Linked DNA regions of Mus musculus: region 1 is linked to region 2. A link is a loop called in an ENCODE intact Hi-C map of the cell type or tissue named here. Cell type or tissue: heart. All regions are shown on one strand. Each heading gives the region's core, and the rest is flanking DNA. Links, peaks and the distances in the headings are about the cores only. Region 1 overlaps Zc3h7a (zinc finger CCCH type containing 7 A). Region 2 overlaps Gspt1 (G1 to S phase transition 1).

Region 1 (4,396 bases), core at 129-4,128, 78 kb after region 2:
CAGATGAGTGGGTACTGTGATGTGTTCTTTAAGAGAAACTTGTACATTTCCTAGGTATCTCCCATGATGATATTGCTCAACAATCCAAACAATATTGGAGAAGTTTGCAAGCAAGCATGCCGGGAGTGCAGGTAACCTCCCCTCTTCCCTGGGAGCTGGGTGCCTTCCGGAGCTGCCTAGCTGGTGCTGGGTTTGTGATAGATTCAGGGTCATACTTGCAGTCCTTTACTTACTGCTTATTCCATTGGTAACTCTTCTGGGAAAACATACTTGCAGCTGGTTGATCGCCATGAACAGGCATATGGCAGCCTGTGGTATATATCTTCCAGCGATATAGGACACAGTTTTCCCGTTTAGCTCATTTGGGAAAACACTGGGTCTTGCCTTTGGCAATTCTTAGGTATGGGTAATAGGTTATGGTTTGGAGTTTTGTGTCTGTCCTACATGATTTAAATTGCTTATCCATTGTTCTCCTTGACCCACCCAAAAGCCACTGAGTTTCACAACTAGTTTCTCAGTTGAGGTTTGGCATCTACAAGTCTGTAATAATTTTATCAGATGCTTTTGCATATTTGAGACAGTTTAGTTTAACTATCAGCATATATGTATTTGTCAAGTCATAGAGCCAGACAACTATGCTGGTACAAAATGTATGGTGATTTTGTATGCTGTTTTTAGAAAAGTGTTTTCTATTATAATTGATCTTTCATTGTTCAAGGTCCTTGGTAATCAAATAATGCCTGGATTACTTAACATGGAGATAAAGTTTGTATGTGCTCAGTGTCTGAGAAATGGCCAAGTCATTGAACCAGACAGGAACAGAAAGTACTGCAGTGCCAAAGCACAGCATTCGTAAGTATGTGTGGACGCCTGTAAGTCCCTGTGCTCCATAGGGTCCAGTCACGCAAGTAGAGGAGAGCAGGACACTGAAGAGTCAGTAACTAGCTGTGGTAACAATGAAAAGCAAGAGGCTCTGGAGGATCTAGTAGCTGATATTTCTTGAGTAGCATTTTGTTTGGCTTTACCACTTTCTTTGTTTAGTTTGTACTGAATGCTGAAAAGTGTCAAGAGGAGGTGAGACAGTAGACACGCAAGGCATCTCTTAGAAGGGTTGAGAAGACTCTTTGGCCCTCTGGGTGCACATGCTGTGCTCGCTTTTTATGTAATGTTTTTTGCCCGAGTGTTGTTTTTTCTGAACTCCATTTTTTTTAGGTGGACCAAAGAACGTCGTGCAATGAGAGCGATGTCTTTTGAACGTAAGAAGTGGATGAACATCCGTCCTCTCCCCACAAAGAAACAAATGCCTTTACAGTTTGATGTACATACGTAATTTTTAAGCCACTTTTTAAAATTAGGCACTTTCAATTACTAGAAAGTAGTGCTAATTCATACTGAAGCTGAAAGCCCTTTAAGTACTGCTCCTCAGTTGGGATGAAACTGAAGCTGTTTGGTTTTCTTCCTTGCTCCATGGTGTATGTGTGTGATTAACAGTTTCATATTGACTGCTACTTCCTAGGTTACGTAGACAGAGTAAACAGATAACCAGAACTGAGGGAAAGTTAGGGCATAATTTAACTAATCTTTCAAAGGATTTATTTTGGGGACCGAATGAGGATTTCCTTTTATTTTATCTGAGTTGGAGGTGAAGCCAGGGCCACCTTTCTTGTCAGCATTGCTAGACACAGTTGCTCTCATTTTTCTTGTTGCACCTTGGTTGTTTCACTACAACATGGAATGCAAGCTAAAAGCCACTCAAAGATGCCAGGCAGAAGTGGCACACTGCTTTAATCCAGTAATCGAGAGGCGGAGGCGGAGGCAGGAGGATCTCTGCAAGTTGGAGGTCAGCCTGGTCTACAGAGGTCATTCCAGGACAGCCAGAGCTATACAGAGAAACCTTGTCTCAACCCCACACCCCAACACACACACACACACACACACACACACACACACACACACACACACACAAAGACACAGAGAAACCTTGTCTCAACCCCACACCCCAACACACACACACACACACACACACACACACACACACACACACACACACACACACACACACACACACAAAGACACTCAAAGATATAAGACTTGCTAAGGTGGCCCAGAAGAGAACGTCAGTGCCAGCGATGTACACGTACACTCATATTTTCCACACCATACCATCTTAGCAGAATTCACTTAGATCGCAGCGAGGGAGCTGCTCTGCTACGTACGAAACCCCGACCCAGAAGCAGGTCGTCTACGAATGGTTTAGCGCCAGGTTCCACACGAACGTGCGTTCAACGTGACGGGCGAGAGGGCGGCCCCCTTTCCGGCCGCACCCCGTTTCCCAAGACGAACGGCTCTCCGCACCGGACCCCGGTCCCGACGCCCGGCGGGGGGAGACCCCGCGCCGCCGCGGGGACGACGCGGGGACCCCGCCGAGCGGGGACGGACGGGGACCCGGCTATCCGGGGCCAACCGAGGCTCCTTCGGCGCTGCCGTATCGTTCCGCCTGGGCGGGATTCTGACTTAGAGGCGTTCAGTCATAATCCCACAGATGGTAGCTTCGCCCCATTGGCTCCTCAGCCAAGCACATACACCAAATGTATTTCACTCATGCAGTGGCACCTCTTGTTTTGGGAGGGACTTAAGTGGCCATGACAATACCAAAACTAGGCAGGTCAATTATCTATGGACTTGTCCTTTTTTTTTTTTTTTTTTTTTTTTTTTGGTTTTTCGAGACAGGGTTTCTCTGTGCAGCCCTGGCTGTCCTGGAACTCACTCTAGACCAGGCTGGCCTCGAACTCAGAAATCCGCCGCCTCTGCCTCCCGAGGGCTGGGATTAAAGGCGTGGCCACCATTGCCCGGCTGGGACTTGTCTTTTCACAAGACGGTCCAGAGGCGTCACACTGTGATGTGACAGATAGGGACATGTGGAGTATTGACAAGCAACATGCCAGGACGTCTCGTCCGAGAAGCCAGGCACACATCCTCTTTGTGGCTGGAGAGTGAAGGAAGCACACAATGAGCATTGCATCGCCTGTGTGTGTGTGTGTACCGCCTGTGTGTGCATCACCTGTGGGTGTGTGCATCGCCTGTGTGTGTGCATCTTGTAGCTTTGGAAAGCTTAGTGCGAGACACAAGGCCAGTCTTTGCTAGGCAGCGATCTGCTCTAACTGAAGGATGAGGATGTATTATTAGAGAGTTGGCTAGAACAGGGCAACTGGGTTGGGTTGTAGCTCAGTGATAGAGTACTTGTCTAGCATGTGTGAGGTCCTGAGTTCAATCCCCAGAACTACCAAAACAAATAACTTGTTCTTCGTGTAGTTCCTGAGGACTGCCCAGGACTGTTGATTTCTCTTTAAACTTGGATGTGGTGAGCTCTCTCCTGACACCACACTTCAGCAGCTTTATTGACTCTGGTACCCTAACCCATCTGATAGATGTTATAGGGACCCATTTTCTAGAATAAATTGTATGTATGTGCGTGTGCATGTGTGTGGTAGAGATTGGGGGGGGGAATAGAAACACCCTCTTTCAGAAGGGGCCTGTAACATTCTGTAGCTTCATTTGCCTATCTGGTAAATGGGCTCATTATACCATAAGGCCAGTGATCTGTTATGGGAGTCTCAGAAACGAAGTGCCCTGCCTGGCCCTGCACTCCCTGTTCCTTATCTTTGAGTAACTGGCTAAGGCAGGGATTGCAGTTCACACCTGTAACTCCAGCACTTAGAAAGCAGAGGCACAAGACTCACCACAAGTTTAAGGCTACCCTGGCTTAAGGCCAGCCAGGGCTACATAAACAGATCGTTTCTCAAAGTCTTAAACAAAAGAAAACAAAGAAAAAGAATGTACCCGAGTCCCTGATCAAGCTGACTTAACACATAGACTGCTGGCCGCATGTAGGCTTTCATGTGCGGTTACTGATTTTCATCCCAGGAGAAAATGTAGTGTTGAGAGTTTTGCAAAGCAGATACTGAGCATTCACTGTTCTGTAAGGGAAGTGGTGGGAAAGGCCAGCTCCGGCGAAGAGCAGCCCAGCTAGCAATTAAGGGTTTTCCCGCATCACAGCTAGCCGGCTGCTGAGACGGAGGGGTGAGCTTTCTTGGTGATGGAGGATCGCCTGTTTCCTGGTGATTCTCAGAGAACACTTGTCTGCTGAGTGCTGTCACTTCATTCTCCTACTCCCGCCTCCCTGCTCCTGTCGTTAGTTAAAACCCCACGTAACTAGAGGAGCGCTGTGGGAAGCCTCTCAATTCTCCCACCTGGTTAGTGCAGCAGGCATCTTCAGATACACGATGGATCTAGACTTGTGGCTAAGGTTAGCTTTCGGTGTGGGGTCATTAGCACTTTGAGTCAGGAAGCTTCCTAGCGCTGTCTGATAATCTGTGGAGCAAGCTGCGTTCTTTCT
Region 2 (4,396 bases), core at 308-4,307:
CCTTTGTGATCTTAATAATCTTTGTCATTCTGGACGCACATTTGATGCTCAGGTAAAGATCATCTTCATGGTTGTTAAAACTTAATTTCAGTGCCTTTGTCCTGAGTATTTGTGACATGCCACATGACCTGTATCAGAGGGACTCATTTGTACATTACAACTATAGTATCTCACAGTTCCAAGATGCTGTAAAAATTTACCAGGTAGGGGCTGGAGAGATGATTCAGCGGTTAAGAGCACCGGCTGCTCCTGAAGGTCGTCCTGAGTTCAAACCTCAGCAACCACATGATGGCTCACAGTCATCTGTAACGAGCTCTTCTGGATTGTCTGAAGACAGCTACAGTATACTTAAATATAATAATAAATAAATACATCTTTTTTTTTTTAATTACCAGGTAGTATTTTCTTGTAAATTTCATTTTATTTTTGGTTTGTTGGTAAAATTTAAGTAATGTTTACTTTGTAAAGGTTTTAGACTTGGGTCTGCTTATATTTAACCTGACCATCTTGGGAGAGTAAGAACAAATGACTGGTACCATTAACAGAACTTTTTGAGTACTGTTAAATAAACCGGAGCTAGAGCGATCTCTCAGTGGTTAAGAGACTTGCTGCTCTCACAGCAGTTCCAAGTACCTGCAGGTTAGAACTACCTATAATTCCAATTCCATTGGTTCCAGCACCCTTTTCTGACTTTCTTATGTACCAGGTTTGCAGGTGGTGCACAGACAAAACAATGTAGGCAAGACTATGACTCAAGACACATAAACTCAAATAAATCTAAATCCTTCCCCCAAAAAAGTATGACTTAAGCTTTTGTTGTTTTTTTTAATGCCAAATACATTCTGTTGTTTACTGACTGCCTTGAGTATTGAGAAATGGTTAAGCTATGGGAAGCTCACGTCTAGGTAATGTGCTCCTGTGTTCCATGGGTAATGCACAGTGTCGGCTTCCTAGTCTGCCTGGTGAACTGACATCTACCAGGCCCTTGCCCGTTTCCATACAGGGCACTGGGTATCGTAGAGCTGAGGTTGGACAACTTGAAGTATCCTAGCAACAAAATAACAAGGTAGAAGTAGAGTAAAAGAAAGTGAGGACTGTTACTGCTTGGGATATTACCTTTAGAGCATTGAAGATAGTTCTGAGGCTTTTCTTTTGTTTTTATTTTGACAGATAGTGATTATAGAGCACAAGTCCATCATCTGCCCAGGGTATAATGCGGTGCTGCATATTCATACCTGTATCGAAGAAGTCGAAATAACAGTGAGTTTGGTTTTTAGGATAACACATTTGTTTATTTGTTATTTGGGTTTTAAGAATGTTGTGTCCGGATAACTTCTGATTAGCATTATTAATAGATTTTTTTTTTTTTCCCATTCTGGGAGGAGGGAGTGTGGTTCATGGACAGAGGTCAGAGGACAACTTTTTGGAGTCATTTGTCTTTTTCCACTTTGAGGACCAAACTCAGGTCAAGAGACTTTTGTGGCAAGTGCTTTTACCTGAAAAGCTAGCATGCTGTCTGTCTTTTGTTTTTGTTATTTTGAGACAGGGTCCCTCTATGTAGCTTAGGCTGGCTTAGAACTTATCATCCTCCTGCTTTGGCTTCTCAAGCATTAGGATTACAGGTATTCAATACCATGCTCAGGCTACATTTATTTATATTTTTAGAGTTACTTACATTTAACATTTTAATTTTTTTCTTACCCTCTTTTCTTGGCTAGGCCTTAATCTGCTTGGTAGACAAGAAATCAGGAGAGAAAAGTAAGACTCGACCCCGTTTTGTAAAACAAGATCAAGTATGCATTGCGCGTTTAAGGACAGCAGGAACCATCTGCCTGGAGACCTTTAAGGACTTCCCTCAGATGGGACGTTTTACCTTAAGAGATGAGGGTAAGCATTATTCAGTGTCTCTGATATCAGGCTTTAGTAATCAACATTATGTAAGTACTGCTCTTACTGCAGTAGATTTCAAACAAACCCCAGATTTATGTTCTGTTCTTGAATAAACAGAATTATCATACACTACCAGTAATGTTCTATGTTGGAAAAAAATTAAATTTACTAAGACATTTCTATAATGAAGACTTTTATAGTAAGTATGAAGAATAGAAGGGTTATGTGGCTTAATTTTTTAAATTTTAATTTAATATGTAATTCACATTCTGGAGGTCATCCATTTCTACACTACCTTTGATTGATAACTTTTTTCTAATGGTCCAAAAATTCCTTGATATGAAAATGGAATGATTGTTTTGGAACATTTTCTTGTGGTCTAATGTTTCTAAGATTTTGTCTTTTGTTTGTTTGGTTGGTTTTATTTTATTTTATTTTATTTTTTAAATGAGGTCTTAAGTAGTCCAAGCTGTCCTCAAACTTACTGTCTGGTCTCAGATGATCTGATAACCCTGAACTTGTGATCTTCTTGCCTCGCCTTTGCCAGTGCGGGGAGTCTTTCATGCCCCACAGCACTCCACAGGCCACACTGTATGCCCAGCCTCATGTGTTGTTTTGACGCAGGGTCTCGTAGTGGAGCCTATGCTGGCCTCCAACTCACTGCAATCCTGCTGCCTTGGCTTCCTGAGTGCTGGGATTTCAAGTGTGAATCCCCATGTCTGGCAACTAGAAAACTACAGAAAGCTCTGTAGTTAAATAGAAAATACAGATAACCCTGATTTAACAAGGTACTTTCCAATATTAAACCATGGTGGAGAGCACAGAATAAAGCTCTTGATGCTACTTTTTCCCCACAAGCTCGATTAGCTCATGGCTTCACTGTAAACACTTTATCTTCCAAACTTGTTGATGACTTTTTTTTTAAATGATTTATTTATTTTATGTATGAGTACACCAGTGCTTCAGATACTCCAGAAGAGGGCATCAGGCCCCATTGCAGATGGTTGTGAGCCACCATGTGGTTGCTGGGAATTAAACTCAGTACCTCTGGAAGAGCAGTCAGTGCTCTTTAACCACTGAGCCATCTCTCCAGCCCCGATAATGACATTTTTATACTTAATGGTTTAACAGGTTTTTGCTTGTTTGTTTTTGAGACATCCTTTCTATGCAAGGCCCAGCTAGCCTGACAAAATCTAACGGGAAGAAGAAAAGAAAGGAAGGATGCAGGAAGATAACAGTTTAGGCTTTTCATGAGTCCTGAGTAATGAATCATGAATGTGGTTTTTGTTCTTCTACACCCTTAAGTCCCCAGGCATGCTCCTGGAGATTGTTTTCACTGAGCCACATGCTCTGTCTTTATAAAAATCACATAGGGATAGGTTTCCTTTTTAGTTGCTATACAGATATATGTGATCCTTTTTGTTTTGCTTTATTTAGCAGATTCTTTTAAGTTTAGCCATGTTGTTGAATGTGCTGTAATTAATTTTATCATCTAGTGGTATTCTGCTGTTGTACACCACTTCCAGTAAGACTCACTTAAAATGACCTAATGAACTACCATGGTTTGGGTGAACCAAAGATAGTAAATCAGGAATTTGCACAATGACAAAATTTTCTTTTGGTTAATACATTACATAAATTGCTGTTAACTACTTAAAGACGTTTTCTATTTCTCCCCCCCACCCCCCAATTTCATTTCTAGGTAAGACCATTGCAATTGGAAAAGTTCTGAAACTGGTTCCAGAGAAAGACTAAGCATTTTCTTGATGACCCTGCACAATACTGTGAGGAAAATTGACTGCAAAAGCCTACTTCACACCGCCTTCTCTTACTTTCTGCCCATTGACAAACCTCTCCCCATACTTTGCAAAGAAAATTCACAGCAAAAGTCCACATTATGTCAGCTTTCTCATATTGAGAGCTCTGCTATGCCACTGTTGAATTTTCCCAAGATTTTGCCCCCCTTTCAAACTTCGCTTCCTTGGACAGATTTGGCAATAGCTTTGTAAGTGATGTGGACATAATTGCCTACAATAATGAAAACCTACAGGAATTTTTTTATTTTTCATTTTCTTCTTAGGCATAGTTAGTCTTTTTCCCCCAGGCAGATGATTCTGAGTGTGGGAGTGTGTCTGCACATGTTAAAAAGACAACTACCATATTAATAAAATATTCAATTTGAACCCTTTCGGTATTTGAATTGCTTTTGAATACTGTTTTTTATCTTAATGTAACATTGTTGCATTAGCTTTTTAACTGCCAAGTAATTGAATACATTTTATTACTTGGATTTTTCTAAACTCTCCCTACCCACTCACTTTGAATGGAGCATTTACAAACACTGCTCAAGTTTGTATTAAAGGAAGGATTTTGGTTGAGCCCTTATATTGATGGTTAATGCATACATAAACACCTTTATGCAACTTTAACACTGCTTTACTAACTATGTCTATTGGTTATTTCCTGCCAATTAGTATGATTTCTTAAAGACAGTAAGTTGTTTGCA

The links. Peaks named below come from ENCODE experiments on the same cell type or tissue, not always from the same donor. Only the 100,000 strongest peaks of a DNase experiment are listed, where the experiment ranks them.
Region 1: a loop joins it to region 2, with 2.4 times the contacts of the local background. A loop is called at or near these places in 3 of 42 quality-filtered maps.

Annotation. Positions count from the first base shown.
Region 1 is chr16:11,142,102-11,146,497 of GRCm38, reverse strand. It overlaps Zc3h7a (zinc finger CCCH type containing 7 A), which reads left to right. Exons shown (of 23, transcript NM_145931.3): 17 at 55-131; 18 at 719-852; 19 at 1,213-1,318. Among named protein-coding and RNA genes, the nearest start is that of Txndc11, 9.8 kb to the right of the region's middle. In heart, for the core only: no CTCF peak of the experiment used is centred there; DNase peaks (open chromatin) are centred at 2,262 and 2,577; H3K4me3 peaks cover 402 bases.
Region 2 is chr16:11,220,076-11,224,471 of GRCm38, reverse strand. Gspt1 (G1 to S phase transition 1) reads left to right here. Exons shown (of 15, transcript NM_146066.2): 12 at 1-52; 13 at 1,171-1,260; 14 at 1,719-1,887; 15 at 3,593-4,396. The coding sequence ends at 3,645. It overlaps 2610020C07Rik (RIKEN cDNA 2610020C07 gene), which reads right to left. Exons shown (of 3, transcript NR_038156.1): 2 at 1,117-1,235; 3 at 1-347. Among named protein-coding and RNA genes, the nearest start is that of 2610020C07Rik, 19 kb to the right of the region's middle. In heart, for the core only: no CTCF peak of the experiment used is centred there; no DNase peak of the experiment used is centred there.